Linked DNA regions of Homo sapiens: region 1 is linked to region 2. Evidence: chromatin loops called from intact Hi-C (ENCODE). Cell type or tissue: K562. All regions are shown on one strand. Each heading gives the region's core, and the rest is flanking DNA. Links, peaks and the distances in the headings are about the cores only. Region 1 overlaps GALNTL6 (polypeptide N-acetylgalactosaminyltransferase like 6). Region 2 overlaps GALNTL6 (polypeptide N-acetylgalactosaminyltransferase like 6).

Evidence for each region. Hi-C counts contacts between places; a loop is a spot of excess contacts. Peaks named below come from ENCODE experiments on the same cell type or tissue, not always from the same donor. Only the 100,000 strongest peaks of a DNase experiment are listed, where the experiment ranks them.
Region 1: a loop joins it to region 2, with 3 times the contacts of the local background. A loop is called at or near these places in 3 of 110 quality-filtered maps.

The regions. Positions count from the first base shown.
Region 1 is chr4:172,888,072-172,896,970 of GRCh38, reverse strand. The region is part of intron 8 of GALNTL6 (polypeptide N-acetylgalactosaminyltransferase like 6); the gene reads right to left. Among named protein-coding and RNA genes, the nearest start is that of GALNTL6-AS1, 170 kb to the right of the region's middle. In K562, for the core only: a CTCF peak has its summit at 4,451 (motif pointing left); no DNase peak of the experiment used is centred there.
Region 2 is chr4:172,994,264-173,003,162 of GRCh38, reverse strand. The region is part of intron 10 of GALNTL6 (polypeptide N-acetylgalactosaminyltransferase like 6); the gene reads right to left. Among named protein-coding and RNA genes, the nearest start is that of GALNT7, 170 kb to the left of the region's middle. In K562, for the core only: no CTCF peak of the experiment used is centred there; DNase peaks (open chromatin) are centred at 3,892, 4,482 and 6,402.

The DNA of each region.
Region 1 (8,899 bases), core at 290-8,289, 110 kb after region 2:
TATCTCATCTGTGCAGGGACCTGCTGGGAGAGGTGGGCCCATCTGAGCCATTTTGACAGGCATGCTAGCCACTGTCCCACAGCAGATCTCTAGGAGGCCCAGTATCAGCTCCCAGCTCTCCTGCGGCAATCAGGAAACTGTCCTATCTGTGCAGGAACTTGCTGTGTTACCTGCACCCTCTGAGCTGAGACTGGGGTTTCCAGTCTCTGATGCCAAATTGCAAGAGGGCCTAGTATCAGCTTTGACCCCTCCTGCTACAGTCAGGGAACTATCCTATCTGTGGAGGGACCTGCTAGGAAACATGTACAGTTTGAGCCAATGTGACTCAATTTTCCTGCCCATAGCAGATCCTGAGGGATCCCAGTCTCAATCCAAGTTCTCCTTGTTGCAATTGAGGATCCATCCTGCCTGTGCAGGGATCTGCTGGGAGACATGCTTGTCTGGGCCACTGGGACAGTCTTCTAGGCTTGAACCCCTGTCCAGAGTTTCCACACAGCCCTGTACGGAGTTTCCACACAAGTATCTTCTTTGGGCATTCCCCAGGTCTGTCTGGACTGAGAAACCACATCAACCTGAGAGTCCTTTAAAGACTTGTAGAATGCCTGGGCTTAGGGGGTTATTTACTGCTGAAATGGCTGCAGTGATTATAGCTGGACTCAGGAAACATAATAGTCAGTTTGCTTAGAATCTCTGAAAAGCCCTTGGAAAATGAACAGGCACAAACAAAACTGGGCAAAGAAGACTAAAATAAATACCTAATCCCTCAATGTGTAGACATTGTTCCATATCCACAAGCATCAAGAAGATGAAGGGATATATGACATGACCAAACAAACAAAGTAAGGTACCAGAGGTCAACCCTAAAATGAGGGAGATGTGTGACCTCTCAGACAAAGAATTCAAAATAGCTGTCTTGAGGAAGTCAACGAACCTAAAGGAAATACAGATAGTTAATCCAAAAATTTATCAGAGAAATTTAACGGAGAGATTGAAATAATAATAAAAATCACAGAGAAATCCTGGGGCTGACAAATACAATGCATGAAATGAAAAATGCAAGAGAAAGCATCAATAGCAGAACTGATCAAACAAAAGAATCAGTGAGCTTGAAGATAGACTATTTGAAAATATACGGACAGAAGAGAAAAAAGAAAAAGAATACAAAGAAATGAAGAAAGCTTATGGGATCTATGGGACAACATCAAAAGGGCAAATATTCAGTTTATTGGAGTTAAAGAGGGAACTGACATGGACAAATGAACATAAAGTTTGTTTAAAGAACTAATAACAAAGAGCTTTCCAAACCTTGAGAAAGATATAAATACCCACACAGAAGAAAGTGAAAAGTCTCCAATTTTATTCAACCCAAACAAGAATACCCTAAAACATATTATAATCAAACTCACAAAGGTAAAAGGCAAAGAAAATTTCTGAAAGCAATGAGAGAAAATAAGCAAATAACATTTAAGGGAGTTCTAATATGCCTGACAGCAGGCTTCTTAGCAGAAACCTTACAGGCCTGCAGGGAGTGGAACCATAGATTCAGAGTGCTGAAAGCAAAAAAAAAATATATATATATATATATAACAAAAACACTAAAAATGAAAAGTGTATAATATATACACTAAAGTAAAAAGCAACAAATGAAAAATACTATCAGAGCAAATCACTTAACCACAAAGACAGGAAAAATGGAAGAAGGGAAAAGAAGAGCTACAAAGCAACTAGAAAACAAGTAACAAAATGATACTAGTAAATTCTTACTTATCCATAATAGCATTGAATGTAAATTTATTAAATTCTCCAATTAAAAGACACAGTGACTGAATGAATTAAACAAACAAGACCTAACTATATGCTGCCTATAAGAAACTCACTTTATCTATAAAGATACCCATATACTGAAGGTGATGGGATGAAAAAAATTTATTCCACTCACGCAAATAGAAATAAAAAGAGAGCTAGAGTAGCTATACTGATGTCACACAAAAGAGACTTTAAGTAAAAAAAAAAAAACTGTAAAAAAAACAAGATCATTATATAATGATAAAGAGATCAATTCAGCAAGAGGATATAACAATTATAAATACATGTGCACCCAATACCAATACCAAAACACCCAGACATATAAAGCAAGTATTAACAGATCTAAAGGGACAGATAGAATGCAATACAATAATAGTAGAATACTTCAACACCCCATTGTCAGCAATGGGCAGATCATTTAGGCAGAAAATTATCAAAGAGACATCATAATTGAACTATACACTAGAACAAATGGACCTAACAGACATTTACAGAACATTTCATCCAATTAATATGCAATACAGATTATTTTCATCAGCACATGTAATATTCTCCAGAATAAACTATATGTTAGGCCGCAAAACAAGTCTCAACAAATTAAAAAATGTTGAAATCATGTCTGACCAAAATAGAATAAAGCCAGAATCAATAAAAAGCAAAACTTTGTAAACTGTACCAGTACATGGAAACAATATGCCCTGAATGACGAATGGGTCAATGAAGAAGTTAAGAAGGAAATTGAAGTATTTCTTGAAACAAAATTGGAAACACAACACACCAGAATATATGGGATACAGCAAAAGCAGTACTAAGAGGGAAGTTTATATAGCAATAAATGCCTACATAAAAAATAGACAAACTTCAAATACTTCAAATAAAGAACCTAGTGATACACCTCAAGAAAAGCAAGAACAAACCAATCCCCAAAATTAGCAAAATAAAAGAAATAATAAAGATCAGAACATAAATATATGAAACTGAGACAATAAAACAGTGACTGAACTAAGATAGTTAATTAGACATAGCTGAGACACCTCTCCCACTGAGAGGAAACAAAATATTGAGTAAACCATCACACTTTGAACAGATCTTCTGAAAGAAAATACTGAAAGTTGATAGGTGACATATACACCATATTTGAAGAGGGAAGAAGCTGGGAAGCTTGCCTGGAGTTGGTGAATGCTGAGGACCAGCTCCCAAACCTGACTAGGTCCTAAGGAAGGGGCGAGTGAAGGAGCTCCGGGACTCCACACTCCCACTGTGGACATCTGGGATCCTAGATACATGAGATCCTATGACCTTCAGAGACATTTGAATTGGCAGAGGGAACTGCCTGGAGATAAGGCAGAGGAAGAGCTCAAACCTGCATGGATCCCAGAAGGTTTTGCCGTGCACACTGCAGCTGCAACAAAATGTGACCATAGGTACCCTTCCCCCCAGGCTCTCCATCTTGTTCTGAGTGACAACAGCTCCTGCTTTCTGCCAGGCTGGGAGAGAGCAGGGCTTGGCTATTTCTTCCGTGGGACGGGGGTGCATCTGATCTTTGTGCCCCCTTGTCCACCAGATCTTCCCAAGACTGCCTGCCTGGTCACTCCCTCAGGAAGGTACCTACAGCACAGCTTTCATTGTCCTGCCTGAGTGTTTTGCTGGTTGCCTGGGAGTAGTTTGGCTCCTTCTGCACAGCCAGCACTGGACCCTGAGGGGTCAGCAGACAAAACTGTAGGTGTGGTCCCAAAACTCCCAGGATTCGAGCACACTGTCCAGGGGTTTGGAGCTGAGATCTTTGGCTTGAGTTTGAGAAGGGGAAGACCCCCCCCCCGCCACTCTCAGAACACTTAGAAGAGTGATACACAGGTTTGTGTGCTGGCGTGGGAGCTGGGTGCCCCTCTCTCAACAACACTGTTTTGGGAAGGGTGTGGCCTATTAGCCAGTAGCACCTTCTTCCTCAGGGATCCCTACAGCGTGGAACACCTGGAACTGCCCAGCAATCTTGGCACAGAAGGTTTGGGACAAGCCTAGCTGGTCAGGCCCACTCCTGGGGCAGACGCTGCAGAAAGACTTACTGGGTTGGGTAAGTGTGAGCTGGCTTGGCCCCACAGCCATCTGCTGGGATAAGAACAGCAGGCCGTGGGTGCCACATGTATGGTATTACTGTCCTGCCTGGGCATCCTCTGCCCTTGACCCACTGCATCACCAGACCACCTGCAGACACACACCACAACCTGTTCTGACTCTGCCAAGCTCAGAGGACCAGTAGGTCCCCAAATAATTGTGGATTTCCTGGTGATGTAAACCTTGCCTTGGGCTGCCCCTGAGGGAGGAGGGAAAGCAGTTTGCCAGCGTTTCGCTTGAGACTAAGAAATCATGGAGGCAACACCAATAATTGAAAAGGGCTCTACCAAGACCTAGGAATGGAGTTGGTGAGGGAGTCATCTCTTGCCCCCCATCTCCCATCTCCAGACCACTTAAGAGTAAGGGCATATGGCATATGCAGCAGTCAGTAACAACAACAAAAAAAGGTGTAAGGGCATATGCAGCAGTTAAAAAAAAAAAAAAAAAGAATTAAAAATATGAACAAAGCCGACAACAGTAAGCTCCAAGAGGAGCTTGGCTAAGAGCCTATCTGCTGGCCCTTACTCTTAAGCGCCGTCTACTGGTTCGCATCCTGAATTACACCACTAAAGAAAAAATTTCTTCAACACCCAACACCTGTGAAACCCAAAGCAGGAAACTATCCACAAGTAAGTAGCCCATACAGAGCCCTGGCCCTTTGAAAGCACTCAGAAATGAAGACAATCAACTATACACAACATACACCACAGTCAAACCCTCAAGGGAAAAGGAATATATAAAAACAAAAGGCCTCATCCATAGTAGAGCAATTTAAAAAGGAAAAAGAATTGCCAGCCTCCTCATATGAGAAGGGCTCAGGCAATTCAAAAAGTCAGAGCATTTCTTTACATCCAAAGGATTGCACTAGCTCCCCAGCAATGGATCCTAACCACATTGAAATGTCTGAAATAACAGACATAGAATTCAGGGTCTGGATGGCAAGGAAGCTCAACAATAAAATCCAGAATTTGGATGGCAAGCAAGCTCAATGAAATTCAAGAGAAAATTGAAAGCCAATGCACGGAAGCCAGAAAAACAATTTAAGACTTGAACAATGACATGGCCATATTAAGAAAACCAAACTGAACTTCCGGAATTGAAAAATTCACTATGAAAATTTCAAATACTGTTGGAAGTCTTAACAAAAGACTAGAGTAAGCTGAGGAAAGAATGTAAAGGCTCAAAGACCCAGTCAGACAAAAATAAAAAAGAATCAAAAATATGAACAAAACCAGCAATAAATATGGGATTACATAAAGAGACAAAGCCTATGACTCCTTGGTATTCCCGAGAGAGAAGAAGAAAGAATAGGCAATTTGGAAGACATATTTGAGAATATAATCTATAAAAAATTTCCAGTCTTGCTAGAGAGGTTGAAATGTAAATTTGAGAAACTCAGAGAACTCCTGCAAGATACTATACAAGATGACCATCCCCAGGACATATAGTCATCAGACTTTACAAGGTCAATGCAAATAAATAAATCTTAAAGGCAGCTAGAGTAAAGGGTTATGTCACTTATGAGGGGAACCCCATCAGGCTAACAGCAGAAACATTATAAGTCAGAGATTGGAGGCATATTTTTAGCATTCTTAAATAAAAAAATTCCAACCAAGAATTTTATATCCCCTCAAGCTAAGCTTCAAAAGTGAAGGAGAAATAAAATCTTTTCCAGAGAGGTAATTTGCTACTACTAGACCTGCCTTACAAAAGATGTTAAAGGGAGCTCTAAACAAGGAAATGAAAAATCGATACCAGATACCACAAAAACATATGCAAGTATGTAGTCTATAGACCCTATAAAACAACTACACAATTGAGACCATGAAACAACCAGCCATTGACACCATGACAGAATCAAAACCTCGCATATTGGTCTAAATGCCTCACTTAAAAAGCACAGAGTGGCAAGTTGGATTAAAAAAAAAAAAGGCCCAACCTTCTGCTGTCTTCAAGAGACCAATCTCCCATGTAATGACACCCATAGGCTCAAAGGAAAGGAATGGAGAAAGATCTATTATGCAAATGGTAAACAAAAAAGAGCAGAGGTCACTATTCTTCAGATAAAACAGATTTTAAACCAAAAACAGTAAAAACAGGCAAAGAAGGTCATTACATAATGACAAATGGTTGAATTCAACAACAAGACAATTATTATAAATCTATATGCACCAAACATTGAAGCACCCAGATCATAAAACAGGTACTTCTAGATTTATGAAAAGACTCAGACAGCCACACAATAATAGGGACTATTCAAAACCCCATGGGCAGTGTTAGACAGGTCATTGAGGCAGAAAACTAACAAAGAAATTCTGGACTTAAATCCAACACTTGACCAACTGGACAAAGTAGACATCTACAGAATACCCCACTTAACAGCCACAGAATATACATCCCTCTCCTTGGCACACGGAACATACACTAACCTCAACCACATGCCTAGCCATAAAGCAAGTCTCAATAAATTCAAAAAAATCAAATTCATGCAAAGCATATTCTTAGACTACAGTGGAATAAAAATAAAAATCAACACTAAGAGTATCCCTCAAAACCACACAATTACATGGAACCTAAACAACTTGCTCCTGAATGACTTTGGAGTAAATGGAAACAGAAACAGAACATATCAAAATCTCTGGGACGCAGCACAAGCAGTATTAAAAAGAAAGCTTATAGCTCTGAATACCTACATTAAATTAACAATCTAACATTACACTTAGAGGAACTAGAAAAACAAAAACACTCCAACCCCAAAATTAGCAGAAAAAAATAAATAATGAAATCAGAGCAGAATTAAATGAAATTGAGACTCAAAAATCAATACAAAGGATCAACAAAATAAAAAGTTGTTTCTTTGAAAGGATAAACAAGATCAATAGACCGCTAGCAAGATTAATAAAGAAAAAAAGAGAGAAGATCCAAGTAAGCATAATCAGAAATGACAAAGAAGGCATTACAATGGATTCCACAGACATAAAAAAGACCTTAGAGACTGTTATGAACACCTCTGTGCATACAAGCTAGAAAATCTAGAGGACATGGATAAATTCCTGGAAGTACACAGACTCCCAAGATTGAGTCAGGAAGAAATTGAGATACTGAATAGACGAATATCGAGTTCTGATATTTAATCAGTAATGAAAAACCAGCAAACAAAAAAAGGCCGGACCAGATGGATTCACAGCCAAATTTTACCAACCATACAACGAAGAGCTGCTACCAATTCTACTAAAATTATTCCAAAAAATCAACAAGGAAGGACTCCTCTCTAACTCATTCCATGAAACTAGTATCACCCTGATGTCAAAATCTGACAAAGACACAATGAAAAAAGAAAACTACAGGCTAGTCACTCTGATGAACATAGACACAAAAACCCTCAATAAAATAAAAGCAAACCAAATTCAGCAGCACATCAAAACGCTAATTCACCATGATCAAGAAGTCTTCATTCCTCGGATGTAAGGCTGGTTCAACATATGCAAATCAATAAACATGATTCACCACATAAACAGAATTAAAAACAAAGCCCATATAATCATCTTAATAGATGTAGAAAATGCTTTTGATAAATCCCATTATCCTTTCATGATAAAAACCCTCAACAAACTAGGCATTAAAAATATATATCAAAATAATAAAAGACATCTGTGATAAACCCATAGCCAACATCATACTGAATGGGCAAAAGCTGGAAGCATTTTCATTAAGAACTGGAACAAAACAAGGATGCCCATCCTCACCACTCCTATTTGACATAGTACTGGTAGTCCTACTTAGAGCATTTGGGCAAAAGAAAGAAATATAAATCATCCAAATAGGAAAAGAAGTTAAATTATCGCTCTTCACTAATGATATGATTCTATGCTTAGAAAACCCCGCAGACTCTGCCAAATGGCTTACAGACCTGATAAATGGCTTCAGTAAAGTTTCAGTATACAAAATCAATGTACAAAATTTAGTAGTATTTTTATACACCGATAACATTCAAGCTGAGAGTTGAATCAATAATGCAATCTCACTTACGATAGCCACACACACAAAAGCAAATGTAGGACCACACTAACCAAGGATGTAAAAAATCTCTACAAGAAGAACTACAAAACACTGATGAAAGAAATCATAGATGACATAAAAATGAAAAAAAAAATTTCCATGCTCATGGATTGGAAGAACAGATATTGTTATAATAGTCATACTATCCAAAACTATCTATAGATTCAACGCTATTTCTGTCAAATTACCAATGTCGTTTTTCACAGAATTAGAAAAAAACTATTCTCAAATTCATATGGAAGCAACAAAAGAGCCCAGATAGCCAAGGCAATCCTAAGCAAAAAGAACAGAGCCGGAGGTACCACATTACCTAAATTCAAACTGTACTACAAGACTACAGTAATCAAAACAGGAGGGTACTGGTACGAAAACAGACACATAGAGCGTGGGAACAGACTGGAGAACCCAGAAATAAGGTAGCACGCCTACAATGAACTGATCTTCTACAAAGTTGACAAAAATAAGCAATGAGAAGAGAACTCCATATTCAATAAATAGCACTGGGATAACTGGATATCCACTTGACAAAAATAAGCAATAGGAAAAGGACTTCCTATTCAATAAATAGTGCTGGGATAACTGGATATCTATATGCAGAAGAATGAAACTGGACTCCTACTTCTCACCATATACAAAAGTTAACTCGAGATAGATTAAAGACTTAAATGTAAGACCTTAAGCTATAAAAATTATGGAAGAAAATCTAGGAAATGCTTTTCTGGACATTGGCCTTGGCAAAGAATTTATGACTAAGATCTCAAAAGCAATTGCAACAAAACCAAACATTGACAAGTGGGGCCTATTAAACTTAAGAGCTTCTTCACAGCAAAAGAAACTATCAACAGAGTACACAAACAACCCACAGAATGGGAGAAAATATTTGCAAACTATGTATGTGACAAAGGTCTAATATCTCGAATCC
Region 2 (8,899 bases), core at 656-8,655:
TTTTAAAAAATTGTGATAAAATATACATAATGTAAAGTTTATTATTTTAACCATTTTAAATGTTCAATTGAATAGCATTAAGTGCATTCAAAATGTTGTGTAACCATCACCAAGATCTATGTCTAAAATATTTCATAATTCGAAACAGCAACTATTAATCATTAAGCAATAACTCCCTACTTCCCCTTCTCCCCCAACCCCTGGTACTGTCTATTCTACTGACTATAAATAATATTTTGTAAACCTCATATAAATGGAACCATACCGTGTTTGCCATTTTGTGTCTGGCTTATTTAACTTAACATTGTAGCATGTATCGGAACTTCATTTCCTTTTAAGGCCAATATTCTTTTTTTTTTTTTTTTTTTGAGACGGAGTCTCACTCTGTCCCCCAGGCTGGAGTGCAGTGGCCCGATCTCGGCTCACTGCAACCTCCGCCTCCTGGGTTCAAGTGATTCTCCTGCCTCAGCCTCCCAAGTAGCTGGGACCACAGGTGTGCACCACCACGCCTGGCTAATTTTTTTGTATTTTTAGTAGAGACAGGGTTTCACCTTATTAGCCAGGATGGTCTCGATCTCCTGACCTCATGATCCACCCACCTTGGCCTCCCAAAGTGCTGGGATTACAGGTGTGAGCCACCATGCCCGACCTCATATATATTTATATGAATAAACACATATATAAATATATACATATATAAATATGCCAAATTTGTATCCATTCATCTATTGATGGATACTTGCACTGTTTCTACTTTTTTATTTACTTTTTCTTGAGATGGAGTCTCACTCTGTCACCAGGCTGGAGTGCAGTGGCACAATCTTGGCTCACTGTACTCTCCACCTCCTGGGTTCAAGTGATTCCGCTGCCTCAGCCTCCTGAGTAGCTGGGACTACAGGTGTGCACCACCACACCTGGCTAACTTTTGGTAATTTAGTAGAGACAGCGTTTCACCATGTTGGCCAGGATGGTCTCGATCTCCTGACCTCTTGATCTGCCCACCTCTGCCTCCCAAAGTGCTGGGATTACAGGCGTGAGCCACTGCTCCTGGCCTGTTTCTACTTTTTGGCTACTGTGAATAATGCTTCTGTGAACACTGGCATGTAAATATCTTTCCCATCCTTGTTTTCAATTATTTTGCCCATACACCTAGGAATGAAATTGCTGGGTCCTAAGGTAATTCTATGTTTAACTTTTTGAGGAACCATGAAAGTGTTTTCCACAGTAGCTGAACCATTTTACATTCCCACAAGCAATGTACAATGGTTCCAATTTCTTCATATTTTTGCCAACACTTGTAGTTTTTTTGGTTTATGTAATAGCCATCCTAGTGGATGTAAACTGGTATTTCATTGTGGTTTTGATTTGCTTTTCCCTAATGACTAATGATGTTGAAAACCTTTTCATTTGTTTATTGAGCATTTGTATAGTTTGGAGAAATGCCTATTCAGGTTCTTTGCCTATTTCTGAATTGAGTCATTTGTGGTTTTATTTTTGTTTAAGGAGTTTTGAAAATATATATTCTAGATCTTAATCCCTTATCAGATATATGACTTGTAAATATTTTATCCTATTCAGTGGGTTACCTTTTCATTCTGTCAATTGTGCCTTTGATGCACAAAAGTTTTAACTTTCATGAAGTCCAATTTATCTATTTGTTTTCTTTTGTTGCCTGTGCTTTAGTGTCATATTTAAGAGATCATTGACATTCCAATGCCATGGAGATTTTCCCCTATGTTTTATTCTGAGTTTTATAGTTTTAGCTCTTATGTTTAGGTCCATTTAGAATTAAATTTTGTGTATAGTGTAAAGTAAATTTTACAACCTCATTTTTTTGCACGTAGATATATTAGTTTGAAATGGCTTCCGAAGGAAAGCACCACAAACCAAGTGGATTAAACTACAGCAATTTATTGCCTGACAGTTTTGGAGGCTAAAAGACCAAGATCAAGGTGTTTGCAGGTTGGTTCCTCCTGAGGGCTGTGAAAGAGAGTACATAATATGCTTCTCTCCTAGTTTCTGGTGGTTTGTGGCAATCTTTGATGTTCCTTGGCTTGTTAACATATCATGCTGGTTTCTGCTTTTATGTTCACTTGATGTTCTGTTTGTGTGTGTGCTGGTGTCCAAATTTCCCCTTTTTATGAAGACACCAATCATATTGGATTGGGGCCCACCATACTCAGAATAATCTCATCTTAATTAATTACATCTGCAATAACCTGATTTCCAAATAAGGTTACATTCTGAGGTACCAAGGATTAGGATTTCAACATATAAATTTTGGGGAGACATAATTCAATCCATTAGTAGTGGATATCCAGTTTTCCCAGCACCATTTGTTGAACAGACTGTCCATTCCTTATTGAGTGATATTGGCACCCTTGTCAAAAATCAATTAACTTTGCATGTGAGGGCTTATTTCTTGGCAATCTATTGGATTCCCTTGGTCTATATGTCTATCTTTATGCCTGTACCACACATTTTTTGGATTACTGTAGCTTTGTATTAAGTTTTGAAATTAGGAAATGTGGGTTCTCCAACTTTGTTTTTCTTGTTCAAGATTGTTTTCATTATTCAGGTTCCTTTGAGATTCCATATAAATTTTAGGATGGGTTTTTCTATTTTCACAAAATATTCCATTTAGATTTTGATAGATTGCATCTAATCTGTAGATCACTTTGCGTAGTATCACCATTTAACAATAACACGTTTTTAAATCCATGAACATGGGATGTTTTTCCATTTATTTAGATATGCAATTTCTTTCAGTAACATTTTGTGGTTTTTTATGAGTCTTTAGACCCATTTGTTAAATGTGTTTCTACTCTCATTTATTTTTCGGGAGACATATAATGTAGTGGTTAAATGCACATATTCTGAAGTTAGACTGCCCAGAGTTTGATTTCACCATTTAGTAGGGCTGCATGGCATTAAGCAAGTTAACTTAACTTATTTTTGCCTCAGTTTTTTTCCTTAAAATTAAGGATAATGCTTCATAAATGTGATGTGAGTATTAAATGAGATTATACATATATTTGTTTTAGTGTATGGACCATATTATGTGCTCAATAGATGTTAATGTTTCATAGTAGTAGTAGCAGTAGTATCAAGATGTAGTAAGAAATGAGACTGGGGCAGTGTATTGGTGCCATTTTGTGAAGAGTCTTAAATATCAAGATAAGGGATTTAGACCTTGTTCTGTTGGCAAAAAGATCATTAAATGTTTTTGAGAACAAAAACTTGTTTTAGACAGTAAATTCTGGTGATTATGAGAAAGACAGGTGGAGAGTTATGTAATTGTCATAATGGGTACTAGTTCTAATTGGCAATGAGAATCTGAACTAATGATAGAATGTATCCAAATAATATATCCAAATTATATATATATATATATAATATGTATTCAAAAGAAGATATGTGTTTAGACATTTTAAATAAAAATTACAGCTCTTGACAACTGTTTCCATGAGTATAATAAAGAAGGCATGCTGAGTTTGAGGTGTCTCTGGGACATCTATATATAGACACCTAGAAGTCTGAAATTTGGAAGATGGGTCAGGGTAAGAAATGCCTATTTGGGTATATGCTCTTATCTACTGTTCTACTAATATTTTGCTAATATTCTACTAATATTTTGCCTTTCAACTTCAAATCCTTTTTTGCCTTAGTTTGTGATTCTCAAGATGGACCCTGTAGATATTTCTCCTTTGTCAGTGGATACAATTTTGTCAGTGGATACAATTTTGCTAATAGAGGGTGCTGGAAGGACACTGGAAGGGCTGAGCAGGAGGAAGGTTTTTCGTGTGTGTGTGTGAGTGCGCACGCATGCACAGTTTTTCCATGTGATAGCCAGTAAATGGGCATGTGGGGTGGGGTGGAAGAGAGCAGCCCTCGCAGGAGTGGCCCTCAGAGATAAGCAGCAGCTGCTATGTCCTGCAAGTTTCTTTATCACTACCAAGCTGCATGTATATGACAGCCACACCACATCAAATGAGGCCTGAATCTCAACCTTGGCGTGGGAAAAGTTGGAGAGTTCTTCTAAGTTTCCAAGTTCCTGCCTTGCTCACATTCCTCAGCCCTAATGATAGTTATTGTTTTTTGGAGTTGCTGCTTCAGTACTCCCTAGAGCCCTCTTTTACCCCTTTTACCAGCCAACGTTTTTTTTTTTTTTTTAATATTAAAATGTCCCTATTCAAATTACTGGTGTGATTTCTGTCTTCTGGCTGGACTTGGACTGATGCAACCACGTATGAGTAAGAATTGAAATAATAGAAGTACATGATCTCACTCAAGCAAAGAATAGAAATGAATTTGAGAAGATTGAGGGGGGAACTCCAGGGAATGACTTTTTTTGAAAGTGAGCAAAGAAAGTGTAGCTAGAAATAAGAAGGAGAAAATAAGAAGAAATCATAAAGAAGCCTGGGAGAAGAGTTTCAAGGTGGGAGGGGTGAGCTGCAGTGTCAAATTTCATAGAGGGATCCAGTAGGGGAGGCCTAGGGAGAGGCTGTTGGATTTGGCAATAAGGAAGTCACCAGAGACCTTTCAAAGGACAGTTTCTGTGGTTTCATGAATGAAGGTAGAAGACAGATTGCCAAGAGGACTGAGAAAAAAATGGAAGGTGAACAGAGTCAACAAATGGAAGTTTCTCTTTCAAGAAGCTTGATAGTGATGGGAATGATATATACAGGAGAAAAGCAGAATTAAAATAAACATTTTGGGGATAGGGATATTTGAGAATAGAATTACATATAAGCCCTAACATAATTCATTTGAGACTCTGATAAAAAAATTGTGAAGTGCTTGTAGAAATTAAAAGCAGCATATAAATGCAACATACTAGGAATGCTTTTGTGATTCTTATAGGATTTTTCACTATTTAAGGCTTTGCCTCATAGCCATCACACCATTTTTGCTTAAACAGATCCATTCCACCTCTAATTGCTCCATGCTAGTCACATCCAATGACTGCTGGCAGAGACCACCTAGTGCCTTTCCTTCAAATTATGCCTGCAGAGATTTTCTTCCTATCTTGTGCACATTTTCCTTTTCTGAATTTACCATAAATGTAATTGCTTTGGCATCTCTCTCTTGCCCTGGGACTTGTTGGGACTACTCATTTCAGAAGCTGGCTTACATTATGCAAGAGAAAGAAGAGCCCACAGCAGAAATATTATCAGAGGGCCCTTAGGTTTATATGTGTTCTGCTTCAAATCACCTTTTCCTAAAGCCATGTCTTGCCACTTGAAGCTAAGCATTTTATTATTTGTGAAACATGTCTGGCATCAAAACAAAAACTTTTTTACTTGTGTGAATTTATGGGGAACATGAGAAATTCCATTACATGCATATAAAGCATAGTGACCAAGTCAGGGTATTTACGGTGTCCATCTCCCAAACACAATACATTTTTATGAAGTATAGTCATGCCACTCTGTTATCAAACATTGAATTTACTCCCTCTATCTTACTGCATGTTTGTACTCTTTAATCCACATCTCTTCACCCTTCCCCCTGCCCCCACTCACCCTTCCCAGTCTATTATCACAAAATAGAAAGTTTTAAGTTAAGGATCTCTGGCCAAAAACAAGTTGATTTTCACAAATAGACACAGAGAGAAATTCATATAAATAAGCTACTCTACTACCTTTTGGGGTTAGGATAAGCAACTCTTTTCTGCTAGAAGGAAAATAAATTAAGGTTCTTACTGAACTGGATGCTTTCACGGGCATCATTTCACTTCCTCATCTGCACTCTCGCCATGCTGTGTTTTCATTCACGTTTGCAACTGAGGCTCCGAGAAAGTAGGTGGTTTGTCCAGTACTATCCAACCAGCAGACAGCAGGCAGGATTCGCACCCATGTCTAATTCCTAGACCTGGGCTCTTTTTACCAAGCAAATGGTAATGGTTATAACTAATTCACTGGAAAAAATGTCATTTTAGGCGTTAAATCTGTGGCAACTGCTTTACTGAGCTCAAGGAAACACATGGAAATTAAAGAAGGCTGTGAGTCCTTGGGTTTAGAAAAGAAGTGATCCTAGTCAAAAATAGGATTGGAGTCTGGTACAGATAGAGACACTGAAGTGGAGTTAGAAAGAAAATCACTTTAACACTCGGGGCTGCCAAGGGATGGAGACATGACAATGAAGTCTTCAAAATACAAGACTGAAGAAGAAGACCTGGTTACCCATGAGTGGCTTGACTCTAGGGGAGGCTGCGGTGGCACAAGAAAAGGCACCATGGAGTAGCAATAGGAGCAAACATCTCCTAACCTTTGCAAGAGGCTCTAGATTTTAAACCTGGACTTAAAAAAATCCATTTCTGAAAGGAAAAGTTAGAAAATGGCAGAAGAGTGGTGACTTCATCCTGACTCATACAGTTCACTGGAAAGTAGCTCGTCTTGTGATCAACAGCCAGGGGTACATCACTCTACTTGGTTCTGCCTGAGTGCAAGTTTATTCCTGCCCTCTCATATCATCTTTGAAGATTAGAAAGCTTTGCTAGCTTGGACTTACTCTTTGTAAACAGAGCATATGGAACAATTTGTGTTTTTCTGATCACATGAGAATGAGAGCCCTCCGAAACTATTAATTCTTCTTTTAAGTTAAAAAAAGTTTTAACTTTATTTTAGGTTCAGGGGTCCATGTGCAGGTTTGTCATATAGGTAAACTTGTGTCATGGGGGTTTGTTGTACAGATTATTTTGTCACCCAGATACCAAGCCTAGTATTTAATAGTTATTTTTCCTGATCTCTCCTTCCTCCCACCCTCCACCCTCCCATAGCCCCCGGTGTGTGCTGTTCCCCTCTATGCATCCATGTGTTCTCATCATTTAGCTCCCACTTGTAAGTGAGAACATGTAATATTTGATTTTCTGTTCCTGCGTTAGTTTGCTAAGGATAACGGCCTCCAGCTTCATCCATGTCCCTGCAAAGGACATGATCTCATTTTTTTTATGGTTGCATAGTATTCCATGGTGTGTGTGTGTGTGTGTGTGTGTGTCACATTTTCTTTATCCAATCTGTCACTGATGGACATTTAGATAGATTCCATGTCTTTGCTATTGTGAATAGTGCTGCAATGAACATATCATGCATTTGTCCTATTACTGGGTATGTATCCAAAGGAATATAAATCATTCTACCACAGTTAAATTTTTTTCTTAGGTTTTTGTGCTGTGATTTCATAAAGTCAAGGAAAGAAGTGTTTTGTTATAGATTCTCTCATGAGTGCCCTGTTGGAACAGAGGCGTGGTCAGGTGAGGAAATAACCAAAAGCCAGCTTGGCTGACCAAGGGTTTTTGAAAACTCAGGTGACAATGTTATGTTTTGAAATGAGTTATTCAAATATTTGTTATGAGACAAAAGAGCATGGCATGTCAGAAACATGAAAGCAGGCATTTAAAACAGTTATAAGAAGTAACTTAGGAGATGAACAAGTTTACTTTAGCTCTTCTTTTTCTCCCTACAATTTACAAAACTCAGATAAGTAAATTAAGGGTGCACAAGAGGAGAGAAAATGAGATCTGATAGAAAACTTCACCGTGAGACTTCAAGAATATCTGCAGAGAAACTCATCAAAAGGATAACTGAAAATCCTGAAAGGTACTTTAAGTCAGGAGTTCATGAGTTTTCAGTATTCTGTGGGAGAAAGAATCTACGGGAATAGCAGTTCCTGTGCTCCACTTGAACCTGCGTCAAGATATTTAAAAGCAGGGAATGCTGCTTTGAAGGAAAGCCACAGAAGTTGGCTTATGTGCTGTGGAGACAGTGTGGCCCCCTTCCACTCCCAGATTGTGGGAAGAAACCTCAAGTGGCCTGCAAGCTGGACGTGGCTGGTCATCATATTTCCTGCATCATCAGTCAGAAAATGGCATGCAGCTGTATTTTCACTGAACCACACTGTGCGGGGTAAGCAGCTGATCTTTTAACTAATGTCTCCACATTTAATATTCCTGTCATTTTTTTTCTAGAGTGCTATTTTATGAATATAAACACTTCTCCCAATGGTTGGATTCATATATGAATTGCCAATAAATCTAAGATTTGCTCTGGTTCTAGTACAATCATGAAAAGCCACTTCCAATATTATCCTCAAAGCCAAGGGCCATAGTCACAGGCTTTGAAGATAAAGCAAATTTTTAGTACTTGAAAAACTACTCACACAATATGGTGTCTAGATAAAATAATTCTCCCTTTGAAGTCAGGTCAGATGGTTGAAATGTGAGCAGGTTGAAAATATGGTCTAATATACAGTTGTTAAGCTCTGTGTAAGATTCAGGACCATTAGTCCATGAAGACCTGCAATCAAAATCATGGGACTGGTTCTGAGGATATGACCTTTTAGCCCTGGACAGGATGGCAGCAAAACCCCTGAGACCCATGGGGCTTTTCAAGTTCTCTAGAGAAGTAGATTCTCTTGAGCCCATTCTTGAGTGTAATAGCCGGTCTTCTAAGGAAGGCCTGCAAATTGTCTTTATTTTCAGGTAAAATAATTCACGGTCTGGGTTATCTATTGCGAATGTCAGCACTGCTAAACACATTCAACATATTAAAAGAGATGACTTGGCTCTTTAAGGGGAACAAAGGTGAAAATGTCAAATTTCATTTGGCATATGAAACTGTAATGTAACATTTGTAAAGTATTTCATGGTATAACTACTTCCCTGAAATATTTCTCTGTGAGCCTTAAATTATAAAGCAATGGCCTTTCTGTTTTGTGGAGCTCACAGCTGAGGTGTGGTAAAAATACATCTTCAAACTATTTCTTAACTCCTGCTCTAAAATCAAACTAATGGGGACCTAAACTGTTGAATTTCAAAGGTCTAGCCTTAAAGTTCCAAGTCACACTGACCAGCAGTCCATCACTGTTTCCTGTAGCAAGGAAAATTCATGCAAAACTG